Linked DNA regions of Mus musculus: regions 1, 3, 4, 5 and 6 are each linked to region 2. Evidence: chromatin loops called from intact Hi-C (ENCODE). Cell type or tissue: heart. All regions are shown on one strand.

Region 1 (4,000 bases), 260 kb before region 2:
ATTTATAGATCTAAAAGTGCAGACAAAACTATCAAGTAGACCTCTGCTACAGTCAGAGGGTTTGTGTAGGCCTGTCATTCCAGATTCATCTATTGAAACCCTAGTCCCCAGGGATGGTATTACAAGGGGCCTCTGGACTGTGCTTAGGTCATGAAATCAGAACACTCAAAGAGTCTTTGCAAAATAGGTCCGAGGGAGATCCCATGCCTTCTGAGGTGTATAAAGACAAAGCAAACAGATGTCATCTATGACCACCAGGTTTGTCCTCACCAGACATGGACAGCTACAACTTTGACTTCCCCAGGTCCAAACCTCTGAGAAATACATCTTTGTCTTCATAAAGCACTCAGGATTTCATTACAGCATCCGGGATAGACTGACAGTTTCTCTATATTTGGAGCATTTACACAAACCTGTTATTTTTTAATTCTATTTTTTCTCATTTTTCAGTTTTGATCTTACAGATATAACCTCATGTGGAGTGACTAGTTATGCCTCTATTCAAGTTTGATCTTTAACAATCAGATTAATACTATTAGGTACAGATACTGAACTGATCAGTTTGATTGTTTTTCTTCTAAAAAATCCTGCCTGCTATGAACTCATTATAAGATAATCATAAAATTATCAAAGTAAAACATTTGTAGCATACATTCATCTATCTTCTGGATATACAAAGAAGACTTTGCTACTAATAAACTATGACAAGATGTGTTCTGTGAGTGTTCAAGTGGAGGCAGGATTACGAGTTTATTAAAGTCAGTTTTAAGTGGGCTTTGTAGCAAGTTCCAGCTGAGTTCTCAGTGCTGTCACAAGTGTGGTGACCAAGCAGCCCAGCGAGTGGGTCCACACATCCCACATAAGGGCCTCATGCAAAAAGACCAAATTTAAAGGTACTATTGAAGAATGTTGGTTTAATTGTTGCTCACAAGATGACATTGCATTCTGGTTATGGCTGGAAAGTCTTTATGGTTTTAAGCCAATGCACTGGGAAGAGAAGATCAGAAGCCTTGTGATTTATTTTCTCTCTTCCTAGCTCTGGTCTCAGAAACATCACGACCTTTTTTTGTGCCTTAGGTTTCTCTCATAAGGTAGATGTCTTTTAGTTCTCCCTTTATTATAAAATTCTATTATAACAGGAAACAGAAAACAGGCAGCTTCCTCTCAGCTTTTTCTGCTAAAGAAGCCACAAATTTCTGGAATAGAGCATTGGGAAAATCCATGGTAACCAGCAAAGCAACACACCGTCTGATTGATCCAATTTTACAAGGAACCTCATGATACTTCATTGTTTTTCACCCTGCTCCTAAACATCTTACATACAGGGCTGGAAAGTGAGCACAGCAGTCCAGATAAGGCCAAATCATGTGTCCTGCAATAAGTGTTCACTGCCTGTTGAATCAAAGCATCAAATTGTTTCTCTAACCTACTAGTGATTTTCAAGAATTTCAACTACATTTGTGAGTAGCATAAGCAATATTTAAAAATCACTTTTCAACTGAGAGGTTTAAGCATTTAGTACACATTGCTTAATCAAGCAACTATGCTCAGTTATCCTTTGTGTTGACAAGAAACACTAATGGCATATTGGCATTTGAATACTCAGTTAACCTTGCCAACAAATAAATGTAACTTTCTATTCTGTTTTAATTTGTAATTATCAGTGGGGCTTGAAGATGCATTATGTTGATTTGAAGTGTCATTTTGTTGCTTGTAATTTTGTGTTTGACTTTTACATAGTGGAATGCTTCACTCATCAGGGCAAATGTTTGCCAGATTAGAGTTTTAGAGGAGAAATGAGCCCTTGTTAGCCCAGTAGATACAGTGTGTATTAGGGAAGCAGGAAGCTAAGGAAGAGTATGAGCCATGCTTGCTTGATTCTGTAGAGAAGCCACAGTGATTTTATACAAACTCATGATGCACAGGAAAGCAGGAAAGCTCATGGTCACAGAAATGATGTAGCAAAAAGCAGCACTTCCTTCATTACTGCTGGAGTTCATTAATTCCAAACACCACTCTGTGCTACCTGAGAATAGAAGCCAACCTGCCCGAGTCCCCACCTTCTGAGGTCAGTTCAAGACGTTTCCAAATCCCAATCTTTGTGTTTGTTTGTTTTCTTTTGTTTTGTTTCCTTTTTTAGCATTTTCTACCAAAGCAACTAATGACTTGTATTTTAAAATAATATCCACGTTATTGCTTGTTCTGATTTTCCGTTCTAGATAAAAAAATTTATAACTGTCTGTATTCCAAAGTGGTACTATTAAGCATCTCATAATTAAGTTTAAGAAATGATTTATTGAGCAGAAATGAAATACTTTGGTCAGAAAAGAATTGCAAGCCCATTTTTCTCTTCTACACAACAAATAAAATATACTTAATCACCCAGAAAACGTCAGGGCAATCAACAGTGACCTCAAAACTAAGTTTGTGGAAATGTCTGCTGGGCTTTGACAACAGACTGTGTATTCAGAAGTACCACTAGAGGGCAGGCGAGGAGAAGGAATCTAAGCCTGAGGTTGCTCGGAATGTATGCCTGCTAAGCTACCCCCATCAGGGTCCTCTCCTTTTTCACCATGCAGGTTAGTGCATACCCCTGCAGTGGACTTTCACACATCTGCTCTCTGTCACATGACATATGGCAGTGTCAGCAGGCCTTATTCACTGCTCATAGGACCTGGTCTCCCTTCTGTACAGAAGGAACGTGGGAGAGATGCTCTCAGGATCACAGCTCCCAGGCTCTTTCTTCATAAAAACCAGCGATCAGCTCCTGCTTAGTACTTGAGCAGAGGCTGCTTCTTGAACAGAACCGGGGCCTAGAACACAAGGCCAGTGACACCATCCAAGAATGAGCTTCAGAGCTGGGATGTACATTTGCCTCAATGCCAACTCCAGTGACACCAGAGCACCCGGATGTGGCAAGGGGCACTAATTGTGCCTCCCTCCTCATGGCTGCTGCACTCAGTGGCCACAGGCCAAAGAACTTAATGAGCCACAGATTCCTAGAGATCATTTGAAACACCTTGTAACTGCAATTCTATAATGAATCCAAATGTGTGTGGGGCACACATGTGTGAAATCAATAAATAACATCATGCTGCACTGTGTTGTTGTACTGTCCCACTTGGACACATAGTTCTTGAATCTCTGAATTCAAATACTTTTTTGCCCAGTGCTTAGTTGTGTGAGTTAAAGTAAGTGATTTCAAGTCCTCTATGCTTCAGATTTTATATCTTATAAAATGAGGCTAATACGTTCAGCATGCTATGAGTAGGACCTTTAAAAGACTTTTAAAATTTGATTTGAAATGTGTGTGTGTGTGTAGTGTAGTGTAGTATAATGAAGTGTAGTGTAGGCATATGTGTACATGGTAGCAGGTGCCTAGGGAGTCCAAAAGATGGCATCAGATCCTTTGGAGCTGGAGTTGCAGGTATTGCAGCTGTTGTGGATGCTGGAAATTGACCCTGGTCTTCTGCAAAAACAGCAAGGGCTCTTAACCACTGAGCCACCTAACAACCCCAGAACAGGGTCTTTCAAAACATTCATGGACACTGGGCACAAAAATAGTCTTACAAAAGAGAAGATGAGTAGTCATCTAAAAGTCTCTGAGTACTTTATTATGCTGCCAATTTATAATTTCAAGTTCAGCTCTTCAGTTTTCTCCTCACTCTGGAAAACCAATATATTCCTTCAAAGTCTCAACCATTTCTGTACTTTGCTGCCAAGTCACTGATCCTAGATACCCCTGCCTATTGCTTATGAGCCATGTCTGACTGTGAAGCTTATATCCTCACTAGGTGCTTCTAATTATGCTGACTCTCAAAAGCTTTCAACATCAGCAGGGTGACTCATGAATCTGAACCCACAGTTTCTGAGACTCTCTGTAAACAGGACTCTCTGTAGCCAGTACATGGCTAGCCAGCTAATGGCATTCAACTGTAGTGTCTTATTTATTTAGGAATCCACTGATACCCAGGCCAAAGTAGTCAACCAGACATGAGGA
Region 2 (4,000 bases):
GGTCATGGTCTCCATTCAACAGAACTAGCTTTGAGCCTAGTTAACAGCAACTGAGGATGCCTCCATGTACTTCCTTACTTGTGGTTACTTGCCACTAACTGATGGCCTGAAAGTGAAGATGCAGAAGGAAGGGGCCTTCCAGGTCTCTTTCACACAGTACTATGCCAAAGGTCCAATGCTGGCATGCAAAATAAGCACACATCAAGAAGTGAAATAGAGTGTGCTTTGCTCTGCATTCCCACTGCTCCAGCATGACAAGACACATGCATATATATGATCTGCAATAGTTGCTCAGTGCAATACTCCAGGTGAGTTAAACCCTCATGAACTGTATCACTACAGACATGGCAAAACACATGAATTGTCAAGTGTGCAATGATAATTTAAACCATTTCTTTGTCCTTGTTTGGAATATTAAAAACACACATAAAAATGCCATGACAGTCCCAAAGACAGAATGCAGAAAGCAGGACGTAGCTTTTAATTTTGTACCTCCTTGACAATTTTTCCTAACTTCATTTCTCACATTTGGAGCTAATAAATAATAATGCATTCAGCTACCTTCTAAAGCCAGTCTTACTGGACCCTCCCTCTTCTGGGCTCTTTTTGCTTCCTTGCTTGATCTGATTTGGCAGTTTATAGTCAGCCATTCCCCTTTTGAGGTCCCCATCTGTGGAGTCATTCAACCCCAGGCTGAAGGTACTCCAGACACCCTGCATGTATACTGAGCATGTTCAGTCCTCCTTCCCTTGATGTTAATCCTTTAATACAGTATAATACCTATTTGCATAGCATTTAATCTAGAGGTGAGACACAGGTCAGAGAAGTTAAATGTTGGTTACATGCAAATACTATGCCATTTTACATATGGAGTTAAGTCACCTGCAGATCCCAATAGCTATGGAGGGACACTGGAATGGTACCCCAGAGACACTAAAAGATGACTTTGTGTCTTTCTCACTGCCACCCATTGGTTTTGAAACTGTCATCTTCCCTAAGTGGTCTGTCAAAGGCTGTGGGGGGTGGGGGGAGTTTACAATTTTAGGCCAGAATGCCTGGGACTTTCATATAATGAACGTAACGATTTAGATTCTCCAGGGCTAGGTCTCAGGGCAGAGCAGCAGGCTCCAGAGAAAGCTGTTTGGTTAATGAAATGATTTAATGTTCCACCCCCCTCAGGAAATCTGTCCACAACTCCACAAACCTTCAAGAACTTCCTGTGTCTGAGTTCTTAGAGGATGGCCCCACTCCACACCCAATCCCACATGGCATTCCTTGTCATAACTACCATCTTTGATAACTGGTCAATTCTAATTTGTGCTTTATTTCTCCCACTGGATTCTGATTCACAGGCGCAGTAGGTAGGGACAAAGTGTAGTCATATAAGAAAGCTAAAAAGATAAGCAGTGCTCACAAATGCAGGAATTAAGAGAGAATATTTTTAAAAACACATTTTACCATGTTCAATAAAGATCTATGGCCAGTTGCACTGTGACCCATGCATGCTCTTGTTGGGCTTCATGTTTCATACTCTTTCTTGCCTAATAGTTCTTTAGGAAACAAACAGATGGCTTTCTTCCTTGACTGGAATCATCAGTTTGAAATTCATAGACTGGTCAGGAGGATGGTGTAGGTGAACTGTGATCCTAGGTTCTGAAAATAAGCAACTGTGCATCACAAGCCAGCAAAGATGGCACCTGAGACCCTGTGCTCCCAGGTTAGGATATCTTTTGCTTTCCCAGGAGTTCTCATGACTCTGAGAATTCCCATGACACTGTGTTGTGTAACAGATTCTTATGGTAACCCCTTACCACCACCCCACCAGCTCTGCTCTCTCAATACCCATTCAAATAGAATCCTACCAAATTTCCTGTTGGAGCGTTGCGATTATATAACACTGTTACAACCAGTCTTGTAAGCCGTTTAATACTTTCACTGATTCTCATTTCATAACTTTCCAAGCAAAATGAAATCAGACAAAACCATCTGAACAAAGAAAAGTAATCTTTTGATGTTGTTGTTATAGTTCATTTTTAGTATGTGGTTTTCTTCAGAAAGAATTTAAGAAAAAACATAGCTCAGAATTATACTAGAAGTATAACGTCCAGGGATTCCGGGTTTCCCAGGGGCCTCTTGAATTCCCCTTTCTAACTTATTACAGAGCTGTTCACAAGTCTCCCCCCCCCCCCCCCCCCCCCCCGACCTGGGCCAAGCCAGGCTTTTCCTTGCAGCCACCAGGGGGCTGTCTGGTTAGGAACTGGGTAGGAGAAGCTGCAGCTTTCCTCCAAACCAACCAAAACCTCCCAAGGCAGCTTTGGAGCAAAGCCCAGGAACTCGCCTGCAAAACAACCTTCACTCTAGAGCCGGCAAGTTCTTAGTGAAGCTTCATTCCGGGTGAGGAATAAAACACGGATTTCTTACAAAGAATTCAAAGGGCAGCCGAGTCTGTGCTGGCCGCGGGGAAAGGCAACGTTCTAGCAGCTGCTTTCTCTCCTGAGTCCTGCTTCTGACTCGCCACAGTTGTTAATGCTGTGACAGGAGGTGTGTTGGCCTTTCTTCTTTTTCCTTTCCTGTGGACTGCCCAAATAACACCCCCGGGGGGGCCTTATCACCCGTGGGGAAATCTAGACAACTCTTTAAAATGATCTAGACATCATTCCCTTTTATACCGTGTTACAAGAGTATGTTGAAGAAAGATTTTTCAAGGTATTTTTTTTTAACAGTGTTCATAAGAACATAATTGTATTCGGTCCTTAATCAAAGTAGTTTTGTCGCAATTGTTAACTTCCCATTGGCTGCGAGTTCTCTGAGCACTCTGCGTTTTTCCAATAAAACCTACCTCCAAGGCGTAGCTGGAAGACTGCCTGGGTCATCTGGAACAGCACACTGTCGCCCGCTGTTTTCTCCCAACCTGACCTTCGGAACTTGAGGTATGGACATTTCAGCGCTATGCTTGCAAGTGCAGAACCCTTCCAGGGTGGAGATTATTTTTGTCTTCTGGTTTTGTACTTATATTTCTAGGACAGAGGCGAAATAACGAGGTGTCCCTTTAAACCCTACTTGTAGAACCAACCCGGAACACACTCAGTGAGGTGTTGGGGGGGGGGGGCACTTCTCATTTAGGGCAAGCAAGGCATTGCCCATTGGTGTGGGGGAGCAGAGCGTCCAGAGCCACAGGAGGATCTGAGCGCCCCGTGTTTCCAAGCGCACCACAAGTGGTTTGGGGGCGGAAGGAGGAGCGCGGTGACACCTGCCGCGCCTGTCGGGCGACTCAGGAGGGTTGTGCCCCTGGAGATCCCCTCTATCTCCTGTCATTCATACCCTACCCCACCCCCTGTCACACTCCTACCTCTTCAACTAAAAGAATGATGGCTCAAATGGATCCTCCACGCTCCTGCAGTTGGGTGGGTGGACGCGTGTCCACCAGACCCGCAGCTACGTGACCCCGGGGGAGGGTGGCGCACAAGGCGCCGTTACCGCAGAGTCGTAGCGGGGGACATTTGCACATAAGCGGCAGGTGCGCAGGGCACTCGAGTGGAGGGTTGCTCGGGCAGTGGCAGGGAGCACAGCCCGGAAGCCATTTCGTCTCTGATACTCTGGCGGAGCCAGGGTGGCCTGAGCCTGCCGCAGCTGCTGGGAGAATCGAACAGGCTAGAGGACCAGAGGGGAAGAACGGTCGGCGGTTCGCCAGCGGCGGAGGAGCTGACACCCTAGTCCCTAGTAAGGCTACCGCGCTGGGTCCTCCGGAGTCGGAGACTCCGGCCCTGCACCTCGCCGCCCGCGCAGGTCGCGGCAGAGAGGTCGCCGGTGTCCTGGGACCCACGCTGCGCCCCTCAGCGTCGGCGCCGGAGGAGAGTTGACAGGTCAAGGGAATAGGGCTCGCTCGGGAGCCCGCGCAGTACTGGACCCCGTGGCGGAGGGGGCGGAGCGGGGAGGAGACTGCGGCTCGGCCGAGCACGGCGCAGCCTTGGGCGGGCGGCCGGCCGGCGTGACGCGGCGG
Region 3 (4,000 bases), 610 kb after region 2:
ATGTCAGCCCACGCATTTCTCTGTGTTTGTGGACTGGTTTGGTGATCCACTGGGTGTCAGGATTTCTTCTGATAGCTTTATGGAACGGATCAATGAGGATAACCTCAAAAAATTTATATGTGGAATCTTCACCAACCCAGTAGGAATTCAGGACTCTCAAAGCCCCACAATGGCGCCCAGCTCTCTCCTAAAATATGCAGAGAAAGACCAGTCAGTTTCCTGTAAACTAGACAAAAATCCTTCTAACTCTGGGTCATGAGACTGAAGCAGGCCAGGTCCCCACACACCTTAAGAATTAGACTAGCTTAAATGACAGACATGTAGACAAAAGCACATAACTTTTTTTCTCCCTAAAAACCAGACATGAAATTGAGTGCTGTCCTAGTCCCCTTCAGCAATAGGGATCAAGCCCATAACCCTATACATTAATTCAACAAATGAAAAAAAAAGTTCTAGCTTGTGGAAAGGGGGCTCCTACAACCATTTATCAACCTAAGAGTAACTGATCACAGAATATTAGCAATGTAAATAAAACAGAATGGCCCAAAATTTTACAGTCTTCCAAAAGCATAGGGTCTGTAGAAACTAGTCCAGAAACCCAAACCCCTTTCCGCACATCCTCAAGCAAAACAGTAACAATGAGTACCGATAGTGACTAAGTACAAAACAACTCCATCCCCACCTTATACCGAGGGAAACTCCACCGGCTTCCCCGTTTCTTCCTAGCCCACCATTCCTAATGGGTTGTCAAGACAATCGATACTCCCAACAACTCACCTCAGCAACAGACTGAAGGCTTCGGGCAAATTTCAGCTGGTTAACACCATGGTGGACAGGCTTGCCGTAAGTTGCACCCTTAGGAACTGGGCGTTTACGACCACCACGGCGGACACGAATCCTGTAAATGACATAGCCTACACAAACAAACAAAACAACCCAACCACCAATACGTTAGACTAAGTTAAGACTTTCCAATGCTTCCTTTTAATTACAAAGATAGACTATGTAGACTAAAGTATATCTGTAACCTATATCACATTTAGCATAGCTAAATCAGGCAGGTTTTTTGGGGGGGGGGGCACTTCCAAACTGAGGCCCGCCGACTTTTCTGGGAGTGTTATAGACCACCCACATCGTGACCTCACGCACCTTGCTTAGCCTTGTATCCCAGTCTTCGAGCTTTATCAGGCCGGGTGGGGCGGGGAGCCCTGTGCAGCGCAGAGAGCTGGCGGTATTGCCAACAGCGGACCCTCAGAAGAAAGCGCATCACGTCGGACTGCTTCTTCCTCCATAGCTCCTGGATGTACTTGTATGCACCCATCTTGGCTCACCTTTTGAGAGGAAGAAGCAAATCGAAAGAGCGATCGCTGTCAAGGACATTGACTACGGCCTCTCCATCCTTCCTGGAGCCCCACCGTCCACCGGGAATGAGAAGGGCTCTGCAGAGGCAGCAAGGCGCAGGGCCGGCTGGGCGGGACTGACTATTCCATACTCCCGGAGGCCGCCAGAACTGGCAGCAGGGTTATAACCGCCACCGCGAGTAAGACCAGGAGAGCTTCGTCCCACCCGGGCGGCCTGATGAGAGGCAAGCCGAGGCCACGCTTCCATCCCACGCCTCCTTCAGTCCCCGGCCCAGCTCGGATCCTGCCGCCATTGCGTCTCTCAAGCCTCCCGGACGGCGGCGTATTCGTACCCTCTCCACCCCGTATCCTCACTAGGCGCTCGTGCGAGGCAGAAACTCCGAGGCCGTAGGGTCGCCGGGGTCGGATGGCTGAAGACTAGCGCGATTCGCGACGGATAGACACACAAACACCACCCCGCCGCCCTACCTGATGGCTGCCGCCAGAGGAAAGGAAGAAGGCTTTCTCCCACAATCCCTTTTGTGGCTCCTCCTCCCACCCCGGCGACCCTCCTTCCGGTGGGGCATTGTAGCCGCACTGTGCCTCTTGGGGCTTGTAGTCCCGACATCCAACCTGGTGGGCGGAGTCAGGCTGGGACAGCCCGCCGCTTCCGGATGCTCTCCCAAGCTCTCAGCAGTGCTCCTGAGCTGCCAAGGCTGCGGAAAGTGAGAGGCGGCGAGTTTGCTTACGTCACGTCAAGGGGCCGGAGGAAGCAGGTCGGGGACCGGCTCCAGAGGGACGCCTTCGGACCGCGGTGACCTGCGTGCTGCTGTCTCACTGCCCTGCAGTGTCAGGTTGGTGTTTCCACCGGCGCCTCGCTCCGTGATCTCGGAGCACAGTGACCGCAGGACGGCCGTGACTTGGTCGTAGGCGAAGTGGTACGCGTGGACCTTGCGTGTCCTTAAGGCCGGCCAGGGACTTTGGACTTGCGCGAACCAGGCTAGTGGGTGGACTGTGGTGCCCGTCCCCCTCTGAATTTTCCGAGGTGCCCGGGGACTTGATTTTATAGGCGTTTTTAGGATAGCAAATTGTTCATTTGCCATGACCCGTTTCAGGAAGAAATGCTGGCATTCTGCACTGCGTTCTTTATTGAGAAGTAATGGTGTATTGGAGTTTTTGTAGTTCCAGAATTTTCTATTTTCATACAGTTGTGTGGTTTTAATAAACTACGCTTGTTTGTGGCAAAGGTTTTGGGAATCATGTTTACCTTTTCCATCAATCTGTGGCTCTTCTTATCTTTTAGAATAAATGGCAGCTTTAGCATTTTAAGAGTCCTCACCTGTCCTATTTAAAAATTCAACAGATGTATTGCTTAATATGCGTGGAGCTCAGTCTCAGCTGCTGGTGATGCAGCTCAGACAACATACAAGTTCTAGCCTTGGGAGCAAGCGTTAACACTATGCTATGTATTGCTTTTGATGCCAAGTGTAAAGGACACACATTGAAGGAGTGGAGGGGTATTGAGCGGTACAGTGTCTCAGCGTCCTGGCAAGTGGAGCCTGGACGAGGTGGGGTTGGGGTGCGGGGGGGGGGGGGGAGGGGCAGTAACTGACTTTTTTCTCTTTTAAGCACATCTGGTGGAGCTTGCAAGTTAGCATGGAGTGAAGGATATGAATTCTTTTAGGACAGTCTTCAAAAATTTTTTAACGTTTATTTTTAGGCTATGTGTGTTTATTTATGTGTGTTTACTTGGATGTATGTTTGTGCACGACCACCTTTGTACCTGGGGCCCACTGAGGTAGGTGGAAGTGGTTGAAAACTTCCATGTAGGTGCTAGGAACTGAACCCTGGGGGCTCTGCAAGAGCCGCCAGTGTTCTAATTGCTGAGCCTCCTGGATGATTTTTTTTTTTTTAATAATGCTGAAGAATAAATTACAAGTCTGTGAGTGTAGTTCAGTAGTAATGTGTTTCATTGATGTGCAGAGACACCATGACCAGGACAACTTTTATAAAGGAAAACATTTACTTTGGGGCTGGCTTACAGTTTCAGAGGTTTAGTCCATTATTATCATAGCAGGAAACATGGCAGCATGCAGGCAAACATGGTGCTGGAGAAGGAGCTGAGAGCTCTACATCTTGATCTACAGGCAGCAAAGAGAGGTGTGCCTCACTGGGCATAGTTTGAGCATGGTAGATCTCAAAGCCCACCCCCACCCCACAGTGACACTCTTCCTCTAACAAGGCCTTACCTCCTTTTTTTTTTTTTTTTTTTTTTTTCCATTTTTTATTAGGTATTTAGCTCATTTACATTTCCAATGCTATACCAAAAGTCCCCCTTACCCACCCACCCCCACTCCCCTACCCACCCACTCCCCCCCTTTGGCCCTGGCGTTCCCCTGTACCGGGGCACACAAAGTCTGCGTGTCCAATGGGCCTCTCTTTCCAGTGATGGCCGACTAGGCCATCTTTTGATACATATGCAGCTAGAGTCAAGAGCTCAGGGGTACTGGTTAGTTCATAATGTTGTTCCACCTATAGGGTTGAAGATCCCTTTAGCTCCTTGGGTACTTTCTCTAGCTCCTCCATTGGGAGCCCTGTGATCCATCCATTAGCTGACTGTGAGCATCCACTTCTGTGTTTGCTAGGCCCCGGCATAGTCT
Region 4 (4,000 bases), 120 kb after region 2:
CAAAGTATCACTGACACAGTGTGCTAGGCATCACCTTCTGTGTGCTCCAGACCAAACTGTTCTTCCAGTGTGTGGGTGGGGGTGAAGTGGGGTGGGGTCAATCTAGATTCTTTAAGGATCTTAGCTTCTTGGTGCCGAGTGCATCTAATGTCCTGTACTTGCCACTTCTTCCTTATAACTGAGCCCCAGGCATATGTTTCTAATTCCAGTGTTTAGTCCTTAGCCCCATGTGACCCGGTGATAATCAGTTACCCATGTGTTCCTCACTTGTTATTCTGGCTTTTGTTCATTGTTGCCCATACAGATTTATTGGTATCCCAGACATCGTTAAGACGTGACTTAGTGCAATCTAGTTGTATTTCAGAGAGAGTCCCATGGAGTAGCTAGTCTGCCTGGTCCAAGAGAGGCTTTTCAGAGTGTATTGCAGGCACTGTATTCTTGTTCTGAACGAAAGAACACAAAGAAAAACTTGGCCACTGTCTCTCAGCTCTATGACATGAACATGACCAAGGTGACCACAGAGCCAAAGGCTAGTCAACCAGATTACACAGCAACCTGAACCCCCAAGCTTGATGTTGATTTGCACCCTTTGAGGAAAGTTCCCAATTGGTTGCTACGTAAGAGACCATAGCATCTCCCTGGCCACAGGTATCAACCTAAGAGCAATCCATATTTAACATTTGAACATCTTTTTCTATTCCTTACTCTAAATTAACTGGTTTTTTAATACCATTTCCTGGCCTTTACAGCCTCTCAGAGCATGTCCAGTATGTGGTCACACCCTCTTCAGTGTATTCTTGACATCAGTCCTCACTTTTTTACTTGCATGGAATTTCGCCATGCCCATCTCCCAGTGAATGAAAGTCCTTAAAGGTGAGGATTCTACCTTCAGAGTCAATATTACATCCTTAGCCCCTCTCCTGCCCCTAATGTGCCACTGGCACATTTGGAAGGATCATGAATGTTTAAGTGTTGGTTGGCATTATTTCAAGAAAGCAGCTGTGATATAGTCACAACAGCTGTGCATGTGAAAGGAGAAACCCCCATGAGCAGAGACACAAAGGACACGGGATATCTCACTCCTTGAAGTGGTCAAAATCCACCTTCCTGGAAAGTGTGCAAAGACAGGTACAGAGAGTGAACAGTGAGGGTTGGATCTTGAAGACTTCTTCATTGCTACTTCCCCACCATGGTTGCCCTAACATGGAACAAAGGTGAACTGGGAGTATTTGGGGGCCCTAACTCTCTGCTAGGACTCATGTTTCTGCCTATGCCTCCCTGTAGGTACAGTGAAGCTACAAGCAGAGCAAGTGGAGCATGCTTTATGACAGGGACTAAGTTAACTCTCATCAGATATAGCTAAGATGTCTATACAACTAACACAGCACAGTCTACTTCCAAAAATAGTGGTAAGGTGATCCTTGGGGAGTGCATTAGAGGTGATCTAGTTTTCTAAGACAAGTTCCAATTTCAAATACTTCATCCCAAGGTATTTTAAAAATGTTTCTATTTGCCTTTTTTATTTGTTTGGGGTTTTTGGAGGGCATGAGTATACTTCAGTGTACAAACATATATCTAGCCTACCTGATCAACATTGTATAATCCCAAATAAACAAGTAATTCTGACTTTTTAAATGCAGTACATGGGATTTTGGCCACTAAATTTGATCGATAGCAAACTACCTGCCTTAGAATATCCTGTTTTCTTCTCTTTCTTACAAGGTGTCTTAGTCAGGGTTTCTATTCCTGTACAAACATCATGACCAAGAAGCAAGTTGGGGAGGAAAGGGTTTATTCGGCTTACACTTCCATACTGCTGTTCATCACCAAAGGAAGTCAGGACTGGACCTCAAGCAGGTCAGAAAGCAGGAGCTGATGCAGAAGCCATGGAGGAATGTTGTTTACTGGCTTGCTTCCCCTGGCTTGCTCAACCTGCTCTCTCATAGAACCAAGACTACCAGCCCAAAGATGATCCCACCCACAAGGGGCCTTTCCCCCTTGATCACTAATTGAGAAAATGCCTTACAGTTGGATCTCATGGAGGCATTTCCTCAACTGAAGCTCCTTTCTCTGTGATAATTCAAACTGTGTCAAGTTGACACAAAACTAGCCAGTACACACATCTAACAAAAGGTATTTGATATTTCTTTTATATTACTTGGAAAATAGAATAAAACTAGAGATGAGAAGAAAAAATAAGAGTATTTATCATTTGTTTTCAGAAGTAAAACTTTAGAGAAATATAAAATATATCATTTGATGAGACTTTTACAAACACGAACACCAGGTGATCTGTGAATGTTTGAAGTTCAAACTCTTAATAAAATTAGAGTTTTGAAGAAGAGCAAGTTGACTTTTCTAACTGATTCTGTCCTACGGGTGATTGATGTTCTTGTTTACAGCTGTTGTATTTGTGCTTCCCAAAGTAACCACACAGTTACAGCAGTGAGCTGTTAATAGACTTGCTCTTTATCAAGAATCTTATCTACAGCCCAAGTTTCCCGACTGAATTGTGCAGGGCCCTTACAAAGCAGCCATGTCATTAAGGTAGGTGAAGCAGTTCTAGTCTGTCAGAAAGTTCTAGTTTGTTTGTTTTTGTAAAGTCTGGTGACATCGAGTTGGCATTAATCATTTCCTTTCTGCAGTCTGTGAGCTTCCAAACAGAGGGAGTGTCCAAACTGCACTCTATCTGGTCCTGCCCACTGCCGAGCTCTTCCAAGTTTGTAGAGGGTGGACTTTGTGCATATGTGCTTTGCTGGACTAGTGCACCCTTTCAAGTAACTGCTCCCAAAGACGGTAGGGACCTGCACTCTTGTATAGCCAAGGATTCTGCTTGTAAACAGTAGGCTTAGAAATATGTTCCAAAATGTCATGAAATCCTTCAGAAGTGGTGCTATCAGGAAAAGTAGGGCTGGAGATAAGGTGGGAGGTAAGGAGGGTGGTGGGGGAGGATATGGTCAAAGTACATTGTCTGCATGCAGGAAAAGGTCACAGTGGCGACACCCAGAATTTTGTACAATTTATATGCACTAAAATGGCATTTCTAGTAAATGCTACATTTAAAAAAAAGAGTATGTTTCTAGATGAAGCAGTTTACATGAGCAGTGAATTTTGCTTTTTTGGCTTATTCTGTACATATCTGGAAATACCATAGTCATGAGAAATATTTTTTAATTAATATTCTGCTACAGAAATCTAATTGTTTATATGTATAGATGTTTCTATATTTTGAGCACTGCTTTTGTTATTGTGATACATTTTTCAGTGAAAAATTGTGTTATCTGCTTACTTGTTCATTCTCTAAAACAAAGCTACACCTTAAGGGATTTATTTATTCATCTAAACACTTGCTTGTGCAAATAAGTGTGAGCATTCACTTCTTTCCAGTGTAGGCATGTCTTAAGAAGAGAGTTCTGAGGACATATTTTCCTCAGGTGCTTGTCTGACGTGAGTCCCTTCCTTCCCATAAAGAGTGGCACAAGTAACCTAAAGTGCTATTTCTTACTTTCAGACGAATAATGAAGCAGAAAGGCTTACGACCCTGGGCTCAGCCCTGGGTTTGAATTGTTATTCACATTCTTTACCTTTCAAAGTCCATTTCCTAGCCTGTGAATGGAAAGTATCAGTATTGACTTCATGGAACAGTGTCAAGGTCAAAAGTCACATGTGGGTGATTCTTACCAGCTCCCGGACCCCACTGCACACAGCTGTTATTCCTAATCTGAGCAGTGCCTGGCACACAGTGGAGATCTGGGAAATGTGTTTTCCTTCTTTCCTGAACTGCTGTCTTCCTCTCTTAGGTCAGCACCATTACACTGTCATTCTGTCAGTAGGTAGTGTGCTAGAAGATAGACCATCTCTGTCATATCTGACTGCATCCCAGGCTGACATGTCTGTACACCCAGAGAGCAGCACCTCAGTGCCATTGCCAAGCTACTCTTGTTCCTTCTGGCGTGTTTCTACTGCTGTATGCTTTGTTAATACTGCTCTGCTAATACAT
Region 5 (4,000 bases), 85 kb after region 2:
TCCCTGGGCCACACCACCAGCAAATTAGTGTGATCAGAGAGAGCCAGCCAGCACAAGGGGTCAAGGAATACTGCAGTTTACTGGAATTTGGAAATTGAATGATGCTGTCTTTAAGACCGCCTGTCTCTTGGCAGGAAGTTAGGTGGCAGAGGGGACAGGCCTGACAGCATTGGTACAAAAACAAAAAAGTCTTTCTAATAGTAGTGATAGTTACAATGACTGTAGCACTATAGCAATTGTGATGGTTAATAATGAAACCAGTAAATAACCAAGGACTGTTTCACCTTCTATGTCATGACAAAATTCATGAACATGGTCATGAAAGAAAAGAATCAAGACTTGGGGTTCAGCACAGGGGAGATGGTTCACTGGCCAAAGTGATTAGCCCACAAGTGTGAAGACCAGAGTTCAGATCTCTAGAAACCCACATAAACACTGGATGGGTGTGGCAGCTGGCCTGCATCTCCAGCCCATAAAGATGGAGAGATGGAATCCCTGAGCAAGCTGGATAACAAGACTAGCCATAGAGTAGGCTATGAGCAAAATGGAGAGAAGTAAAAGGAAAAGTGGTAGTTAGAATGGTTATAACTGACAACCTTGGGAACACACACACACACACACACACACACACACACACACACAAATAATAATAAGAGAGAGAAAAAAACAGAAAAGATGAGAACAGATGCAACAGAGCCACAGAAAGCCATGAGTTTGGAAGATGTCTCTTCAATGTTACATTTGCAGTTCCTGTCACAGACCTTACAACTCAGCGAGAGTTGCTCCCTTCTCTCCTGTGGGTATTATTTGTCTTTGGCTAATAGTTTCAGTGTAGTCATTTTTATAGCCCTGTATATTATCAAATGGGTTTTTATTGCTCAATCTATTTACTCCCTTTCTCAACCTATTGCATTCATCCTGCCTTTAGAGGCCAAGTGTAAACTGAAATGTAGATAAAAGAGATGGTGCTTTTTTTTTTTTTTCTAAAAATCCCATTTGTGTTTTTCCTTCTCGTGTTAAGTTATGAATTCAGTAATTGGTAGTTAATTAGATATAAGTGCTGTGCTCCCAGACATCCTGGGTTATTCATGTCTCTGCATACATCTTCATCTGCCCTTCATTTTTCAAACACCAGACCTATAATTATGCCAGAAGCCATCTAAGCCAGAGAATATTTTGCATTTCCTTATTGCTACCTACAGAGATTAAGGTTGCAGAAAATGTTGGACTTGAAAAACAAATTTTAACCCCATTTTTGTGGACAACTCAGTAAGACAAAATTAGAGGTATCTGAATCACAGATTTCAAAATTTATTGAAACACGTCTAAATCATGTAAGCTGTCTGTTGGCTCGAGTGCTGACCTTGCAGATCACATAGATCTAAGATTTAAAATGAAGATGGCCTTGTTTGCACAGGCCTGACGCCTATCCTCACTTCTCTGCCAAGTTTTTGCCTGTGTAGCATGCTTCTGTCTATGTACCAAACTCTTCTGCTACTGCCCTGAGTATTTGTCATAAGCTTCTAGAGTGTTCCTTTATATCTCCGTTGCATGTTGCTTTAGGGTCAGTGTTCCTGCACAGATTCATTGGCAGACTAACTCCGTACATGTGCCTGGGGTAGGAAGACAGATACATTTTGTTTTGTATGAAAAAAAAAATCTTGGCTCAAGGATTGTGTTGAAAACGCCTGTCTTTGTTTACAGCCAAGTGTTAATCTTTCTAAAAATGTTCCTCACCCTGAAGGACAGCCAAAAGGCAGTACCCTATTAGAACCTTGGGTTCAGATTGCAAATGTGTTTGGCTAGCTCTCTGTTGAGGTTCAAATTTGCTTGGAATTATTTTAAATATTTGTGTGGAAGTGCTGATATTTACTAGCTCGCTGCTGATAAGCACCCACTAATGAATACCTTGGCTGACGGCTCTTAGTTCTCGGGCTCCTGTAAGCACCAAGCAAATGTAATTTGTTCCAGTGAAGGACTTTGTCCCAGAAGCTGTCTGCCTTAGGACTAGAAAGGAATTGAGGCTGATTTTTAGATTCACATTTGGTTCTTTCAGTAGAAGAACTGGAAAGTTCTTGGGAAGTAACTCACATACTATGCTCCCTCAATCTTTTTCCTTTTGTAGTTTCTGTTTCCAGATGACTTTTGTTTAAACTGGAGACACGCTGGGTGATACAGGGAAGTGCCCATGTAGGAATGGGGCTGCCTGGGACTGTCATATTTAGCTCATGCTCTGGACAAGTTGAGTGATTTCTCTAATGCTGGTGCAATGAATGTGGAAGTGAAAAGCACGGTCATTTGTAAACCATTTTCCAGCTAGAAGAATGTGTGGGTGTGAAGCTCTGTCACAAGATGCTAGGCTAGCATCACACAGACTCTCTCCCAACCCCTTTGCCTGCCAGTTTTGCTCTCTGCATGTTTCAAGCTCAATGTTGACAAAATGTTATGTTTATTTAGAAGTCATTTTTAACAATCAAGGTTTGAGTTGCCCATCCTTTCCTTCTTCCATGTTTCTTTGCCCCACTCCAATCTACTTTTTGAAAAATAAGGGTTAATTATTCATATTTATCACACACTATTTTTTTAGTCAATTCTTCTATGCATTCCAATATAAGCAGCTATCATAAAAAATACCCTTGGCTCTGTTGATTTTTTTTCTGGAGAAACTACTGTGATTTACAGCACCTTGGACACTCGAGGGGGCAATTCTTTGGTCTGTTCTACCAGTAGAAAAATTATTATCTGTATGTTATTGGAACTGGCCTTATCAGCAGTGATTTTGTAAAACCTGGTGGGTTAAGCTCCCCTTAGAACAATGCTCCCCACCCACCATCCAGGACTGTGTGAGGTCAATTCTTTATAAAACAGACTTGCAAAGGGGCTGTAATTATGCATGTGTGAAAGGGTCCTCTCTACCGCAGATGTGAATACTGCCAAGGAGACTACAAGGACTATGTATGTGTTTCTATGGCTTAGGTCTTATGTGGTGCTATGTGCCTAAAGATGAGAGAACGAAGGAGATAGGAACATGTGTCTAGGCACCTGCTGATGACCCACAGCATTTTATGGGTTTGGTTGCAGAAACTTAAGATTCAATTTTTAAGCACCTGCAAGGTTAAGTTACAAATCTCATTGATGAGACTTGTATGGACTACTTTGAGTAGTGGATGGTATTTCAACCTAAACTTCATCCTTTTTCCTTTGCAAACCCAGTGCTCACAATCTTCCAGAACACCACCTTTTTGCTTTCAGGTCTTACTCTACTTAAAAATTGATCGAAGCTTGCCTTAAATGATATTAGCAAAACTTGTTTTAAAATGTGTTGTTAGCCTACTGATTCATGAGCACAGGAGGTCTATGTATCTTCTGATATCTTCCTCAATTTCTTTCTTCAGAGACTTGAAGTTCTTGCCATACAGGTCTTTCACTTGCTTGGTTAGCTTTACACCAAGATATTTTATATTATTTGTGGCTATTGTAAAGGGTACTATTTCCCTAAATTCTTTCTCAGCCTGTTTATCATTTGTATAATGGAGGGCTACTGGTTATTTTTTGAGTTATTTTATATCCAGTCACTTTGCTGAAGGTGTTTATCAGCTGTAGAAGTTCTCTAGTAAAATTTTTGGGTCACCTATGTACACTCTTATAGCAGCTGTGAATAATGATACTTTGACTTCTTCCTTTCCAATTTGTATCCCTTTGATCTCCTGTAATTGTGTTCTTGTTCTGGCTAAAATTTCAAGTACTACATTGAATAGATATGGAGAGAGTAGACACCCTTGTCTTTTTCCTGATTTTAGTGGAATTGCTTTAAATTTCTCACCATTTGATTTGATGTTGGCTATTGGCTTACTTAGTGGATATTGCCTTTATTGTGTTTAGGTATGTACCTTGTATCCCTGATTTCTCCTTTTATCATAAAGGAGTACTGGATTTTGTCAAAGACTTTTCCAGCATCTAATAAGATCATCATGTGTTTTTTTTCTTTCACTTTATTTAT
Region 6 (4,000 bases), 630 kb after region 2:
AGATGGCTCAGGGGTTAAGAGCACTGACTACTTCTTCCAGAGGTCCTGAGTTCAATGGCCAGCAACCACAACCATCTTTAAAGGATCTGATGCCCTCTTCTGGTGTGTCTGAAGACAGCTACAGTATCTTTATTTATACACATAAATAAAGTCATAAAAAGACATCTCCAAAATGTGCTGTGTAAGTATCAGCTCTGGCATATATTAAGTGATAAGTATTCCTTAACCTGCTTTCAGAAGCAAAGACTGCAGAGAGGAAATGAACACAGCAGGGTCAGTAGTTGTTCTTAATATTGTTTATTAGCACAAATGCAGACGTAAGAAGTCTAAACCAATTGACTGAACAATTCCTATTCCACACTTACAGTTAACAGCTTAAGGTATTTCACTACAGGTTTCCACAAATTGTGATTCAACCCTTGAAGTAATTTGCATATAAGATAAAATACATTAACTACATGGTGTCTTGTAGCCAGGTGTCCATTTTACATATACGAGGTAACAAACTCATCTTTGCAAACTTGTTAAATACCATTGTTTCCTTTTAAGAAGGAAAAACAAATTCCATTTTTTTTGAACAAGAAAATAGGACTTTACATAAATGACATGTACCTATACAAATTTAAGCTGATCAATGGAACACAAGTATCTACACATGCTTTCTTTTGTACTAAAAGTCAGCTAATCTTGCAAAGTTTCAGCTCTAAAAGTCGCTATTACCAGTTTGTCTACTGTAGCAAGATACCTTAAGTTACAACAAAATCCTGGGAAGTAAGACTGAATAATATCTGATATAGAAATAGCCTACTCTTTACCAACTCCCACCCCCACCCTTTCAAAATCATAAGCAGCTCTCTTCTGTGACAGACAAGTCATGTAAGAACTGAAAACCCAGTTTATGTAGCGTATCTCTTGGTCCACTGTCTGGCCATTCTGTCGTGTTCTGCTCTGTTGGTCATGTACTGAGTGGCAATACTTCCCACCAAAGGGTCAGCTGGAAGAAAAACATGTATGTTACTTTGGAGAAAGAAAATCAGATACTTTGCCCATGTCTGAAACACTCACTGTCAGAAGGTGTTTTCTTCTAATCTTTAAAAACAGTTTTTAAAAAGGTTTATTTTATGTTTTTGGGTACTCTGTTTGCAGGTTATGGATGTGGGCCCCTAGTGGGTGCTGGAAGCTGAACCCCTCTGCAAGAACACTTGCTCTTCAGCTGGGCCACTGTTTTAGCCCTTCATCTAATCTTATCTAGAAGGGTGGGAGGAGTGGCCTTGGCTTCATTTTCTTATTCTACTTTAGTTCTCTCTCAACAAGTGACACTCTTTGTTCTCCATGTGTATGACCAAGGCTCCAAGACCAACTTTGTTCAACCAATTAGAGCTGTAGATATTGGGAAGTCTCTCTGGCTGGTGCAATTGGCAGTATCTATTGTATAATGTATACCTAGAAAAGGCCAAAAACCCAGACTTCCAAATAAATGTGTTTCTCTGAAAATGGAATGCCTAGTTAAATTTGTATATTTAAGCAGAAAAATAAATAATTTCTTTCTTTTTAAAAACAATTAGTCCCAATAAGATTACAATTCTGAAATTACCAAGTGCAGAAAAATACCTCTTTCTAAAGTGAGCACTGGCTGTGGTCAAGTGCTCAGTGAATCCTCATCAAAACTGGCAGCAGAGCTGCACCCAGCCTTAGTGAGCTCAGAGTAGCTGCCTTTTCCAACTAGTGCACTAAACAATTGATTAAAATGTCCTTTAATGGTCTTAGCTTATGTGGAAAACAAGAAACATTTAGTAAGAAATACAGTGCAGATGACTATTCGTCTTACCAGGATTGCAGTCTGTAAGGAGTGAGCAGATAGAAAGGAGGACTTTCGAGATGGTTAGGGCTGGGCTCCAGTTGTCTTTCAATATGTCCAAGCAAATAACTCCTTGGCTATTAATATTACAGTGATAAATTCTTGTACGAAATGTAACCTAAAAATAAGGCAGTTGTCAAGCAGCATTCATGTAGGAGGCATTATGACATTTCAGGTAGACGCTGTTGAAGTGAGGCCACACTCAATTCTCCATCTCATTTTACAGCAGTACCCACTGCCAGATACTTCTTTACATTTTTTCTTTTCTTTTTTTTTTTTTTGTTGGTTTTTTTTTTTTTTCATTTTTTCTTTTCTTGATCAGGCTAGTCTGGTACCATATATCCCAAAGTAGCTGCAAATTTTTGATCCCTCTGCCTGCTTCTGTTTCCAGATATGTGCTACTAGTAACATCTGGCTTAATTTTAATGTTCTAAATATGACTATGTCTTAAGTTTGGATTGTTAGTTGTTTGCTGACCTCTTGTGTTAGCTGGAAGTAATACACTGCTTCGGAGTGTGCGTAAAATCTAACAAGCTAGACAATAACTAGCACAGTTTTAAGCATTTACATCTAGAAATGCCTATTGCCTACTGAGGAGCCAACCCAACCAACAGTCATCACATTCACTTAAAACTGGCAAACAATACACAGAAGGAAGCTGAGCTCTTCTGCCACACAGATCTAGACTGTACCGCAGTACACACAGCTGTTACTAACATGCTTTAACAGGACAGCAGCACACAAATGGAAGACTCTAGCTTTTGTGATTACAATGAAAACTTGATCTCTCTCAAGGAACAGTTAATGTCAGGAGACACTGGAGACTCCTTACCTTTGGAGGCTTGAAAGGATACTCTGGTGTAAAAGTAATGTCAAGGAAGAATACTCCACCTTCATACACAGACCCTGGAGGACCCAGAATGGTTGATCTCCACTCATAGATGTTGTCACCCTTGGGACCAGCACTGTGAAATAATACAGGAGCAGATAAAGACATGGTGACATTGCATCAGAAAAGGGAAAAAAACCCTCCCCTTATCCTTTTGGTTTAATGTCTGGGTTCTCTTCATAAAGAATATGGTAGTGAGCCAGGACAGAAGAACACCAGACCCATTCTAAACACTCTAGCTGCAGCTAGACATGAACTTTCTTCAACTCTCAAGCGTAAGGTAAACATCAATTAAAGATTCGTTTCTTAGAATATAAGCCGCTGACTATTATGATTCAAAGAAACTCAGGGCAAATCTCAGTACCTGTGGCTTCTCCAAACACTTCTCACCCAGGCCAGGGTGAGACCTGGGGACAGGGCTTCTGCTTCCCTTCCCCCACCTTCTCTTCATTGTACTGCTCAGCTATTTTGACTATGGCTCTCTTGGTCCACACCGCAATCTTGAGCTCTTGTTTCACTCTTGGTCAGCTTGCCCCACCCCCCTTTTCTTGTCCTCCCCATCCCCATGCCCAATAACTCCATTCAGTCTGTTAGCTTGGCTCAGTCTGGACTCTCCCAATGTCTCTGCCTGTTCTCCCCTTTATCTACAATAAAATCTAACCATACCTAGGAGTGATCATGTCCTCATTTTTCATTCAGTGACAAGTTTTCTCATTGCTGCATCATTTCTGGTAAATAACAAGAATTTTTGCCCTAACTAAAGTACTTGGCAGAGTTTTAAACTCCACACTGACATAAAGACATACAACATTTGACTTCCAGCCAGCCTACACACACACACACACACACACACACACACACACACACACACACACTTGCTTTAGCTAGAAGATCTTCTGGCCCTCTGAGACAGAGTAGCTCAAACTGTCTTCAAAGTCACTCAGCCCTCACAAATGCTGGGTCATGGGTAATTCCAAGTTGGTGCCTATACTTCCTACCTTATAAAAATTAGTGAGTGAGAGAGGCGAATGTCAATGATGTAATCAGTTTTCACTTCAGTGTTAAACTAAACACGAACTTTCATTAGCCATTAACCAAACCCCATTCTTGTTAAATACAATATACTTGGTTGTACCCTTACTCGGCTATACCATCCTTCTAAAATATTGCATTGGCTTCCAGAGTGCTCTGTATTCAAGTACCTTAGCAACAGCAGTAAAACTTGCACTCCGATTCTAAGACCTATAGAGTAG

Evidence for each region. Hi-C counts contacts between places; a loop is a spot of excess contacts. Peaks named below come from ENCODE experiments on the same cell type or tissue, not always from the same donor. Only the 100,000 strongest peaks of a DNase experiment are listed, where the experiment ranks them.
Region 1: a loop joins it to region 2, with 5 times the contacts of the local background. A loop is called at or near these places in 16 of 42 quality-filtered maps.
Region 3: it touches region 2 in a loop (3-fold over the local background); 4 of 42 quality-filtered maps call a loop at or near these places.
Region 4: a loop joins it to region 2, with 2.3 times the contacts of the local background. A loop is called at or near these places in 3 of 42 quality-filtered maps.
Region 5: it touches region 2 in a loop (5-fold over the local background); 10 of 42 quality-filtered maps call a loop at or near these places.
Region 6: a loop joins it to region 2, with 4 times the contacts of the local background. A loop is called at or near these places in 4 of 42 quality-filtered maps.

What each region holds. Positions count from the first base shown.
Region 1 is chr14:17,400,400-17,404,399 of GRCm38, forward strand. All of the region lies in intron 1 of Gm32121 (a long non-coding RNA gene), which reads right to left. Among named protein-coding and RNA genes, the nearest start is that of Gm32121, 5.4 kb to the right of the region's middle. In heart, a CTCF peak has its summit at 2,469 (motif pointing right); no DNase peak of the experiment used is centred here.
Region 2 is chr14:17,656,915-17,660,914 of GRCm38, forward strand. It overlaps LOC115488350, which reads right to left. Exons shown (of 3, transcript XM_030248233.1): 2 at 3,350-4,000; 3 at 3,002-3,017. The coding sequence ends at 3,374. It also overlaps a transcript of Thrb not described here. Among named protein-coding and RNA genes, the nearest start is that of Thrb, 2.0 kb to the right of the region's middle. In heart, a CTCF peak has its summit at 2,267 (motif pointing right); DNase peaks (open chromatin) are centred at 2,287, 3,267 and 3,967; H3K4me3 peaks cover 1,763 bases; H3K27ac peaks cover 412 bases; H3K27me3 peaks cover 342 bases.
Region 3 is chr14:18,269,130-18,273,129 of GRCm38, forward strand. It overlaps Rpl15 (ribosomal protein L15), which reads right to left and starts at 1,857. Exons shown (of 4, transcript NM_025586.3): 1 at 1,830-1,857; 2 at 1,150-1,331; 3 at 778-914; 4 at 1-187. The coding sequence starts at 1,321. It overlaps Nkiras1 (NFKB inhibitor interacting Ras-like protein 1), which reads left to right and starts at 2,007. Exons shown (of 4, transcript NM_023526.4): 1 at 2,007-2,194. In heart, CTCF peaks have their summits at 1,850 and 2,052; DNase peaks (open chromatin) are centred at 1,192 and 2,002; H3K4me3 peaks cover 3,185 bases; H3K27ac peaks cover 2,325 bases.
Region 4 is chr14:17,781,915-17,785,914 of GRCm38, forward strand. The region is part of intron 1 of Thrb (thyroid hormone receptor beta); the gene reads left to right. Among named protein-coding and RNA genes, the nearest start is that of Thrb, 120 kb to the left of the region's middle. In heart, a CTCF peak has its summit at 2,422; a DNase peak (open chromatin) is centred at 2,707.
Region 5 is chr14:17,741,615-17,745,614 of GRCm38, forward strand. The region is part of intron 1 of Thrb (thyroid hormone receptor beta); the gene reads left to right. Among named protein-coding and RNA genes, the nearest start is that of Thrb, 83 kb to the left of the region's middle. In heart, no CTCF peak of the experiment used is centred here; a DNase peak (open chromatin) is centred at 1,727.
Region 6 is chr14:18,282,446-18,286,445 of GRCm38, forward strand. Nkiras1 (NFKB inhibitor interacting Ras-like protein 1) reads left to right here. Exons shown (of 4, transcript NM_023526.4): 4 at 1-1,558. Ube2e1 (ubiquitin-conjugating enzyme E2E 1) reads right to left here. Exons shown (of 6, transcript NM_009455.3): 4 at 2,691-2,823; 5 at 1,829-1,976; 6 at 284-994. The coding sequence ends at 897. Among named protein-coding and RNA genes, the nearest start is that of Nkiras1, 13 kb to the left of the region's middle. In heart, a CTCF peak has its summit at 2,352 (motif pointing left); no DNase peak of the experiment used is centred here.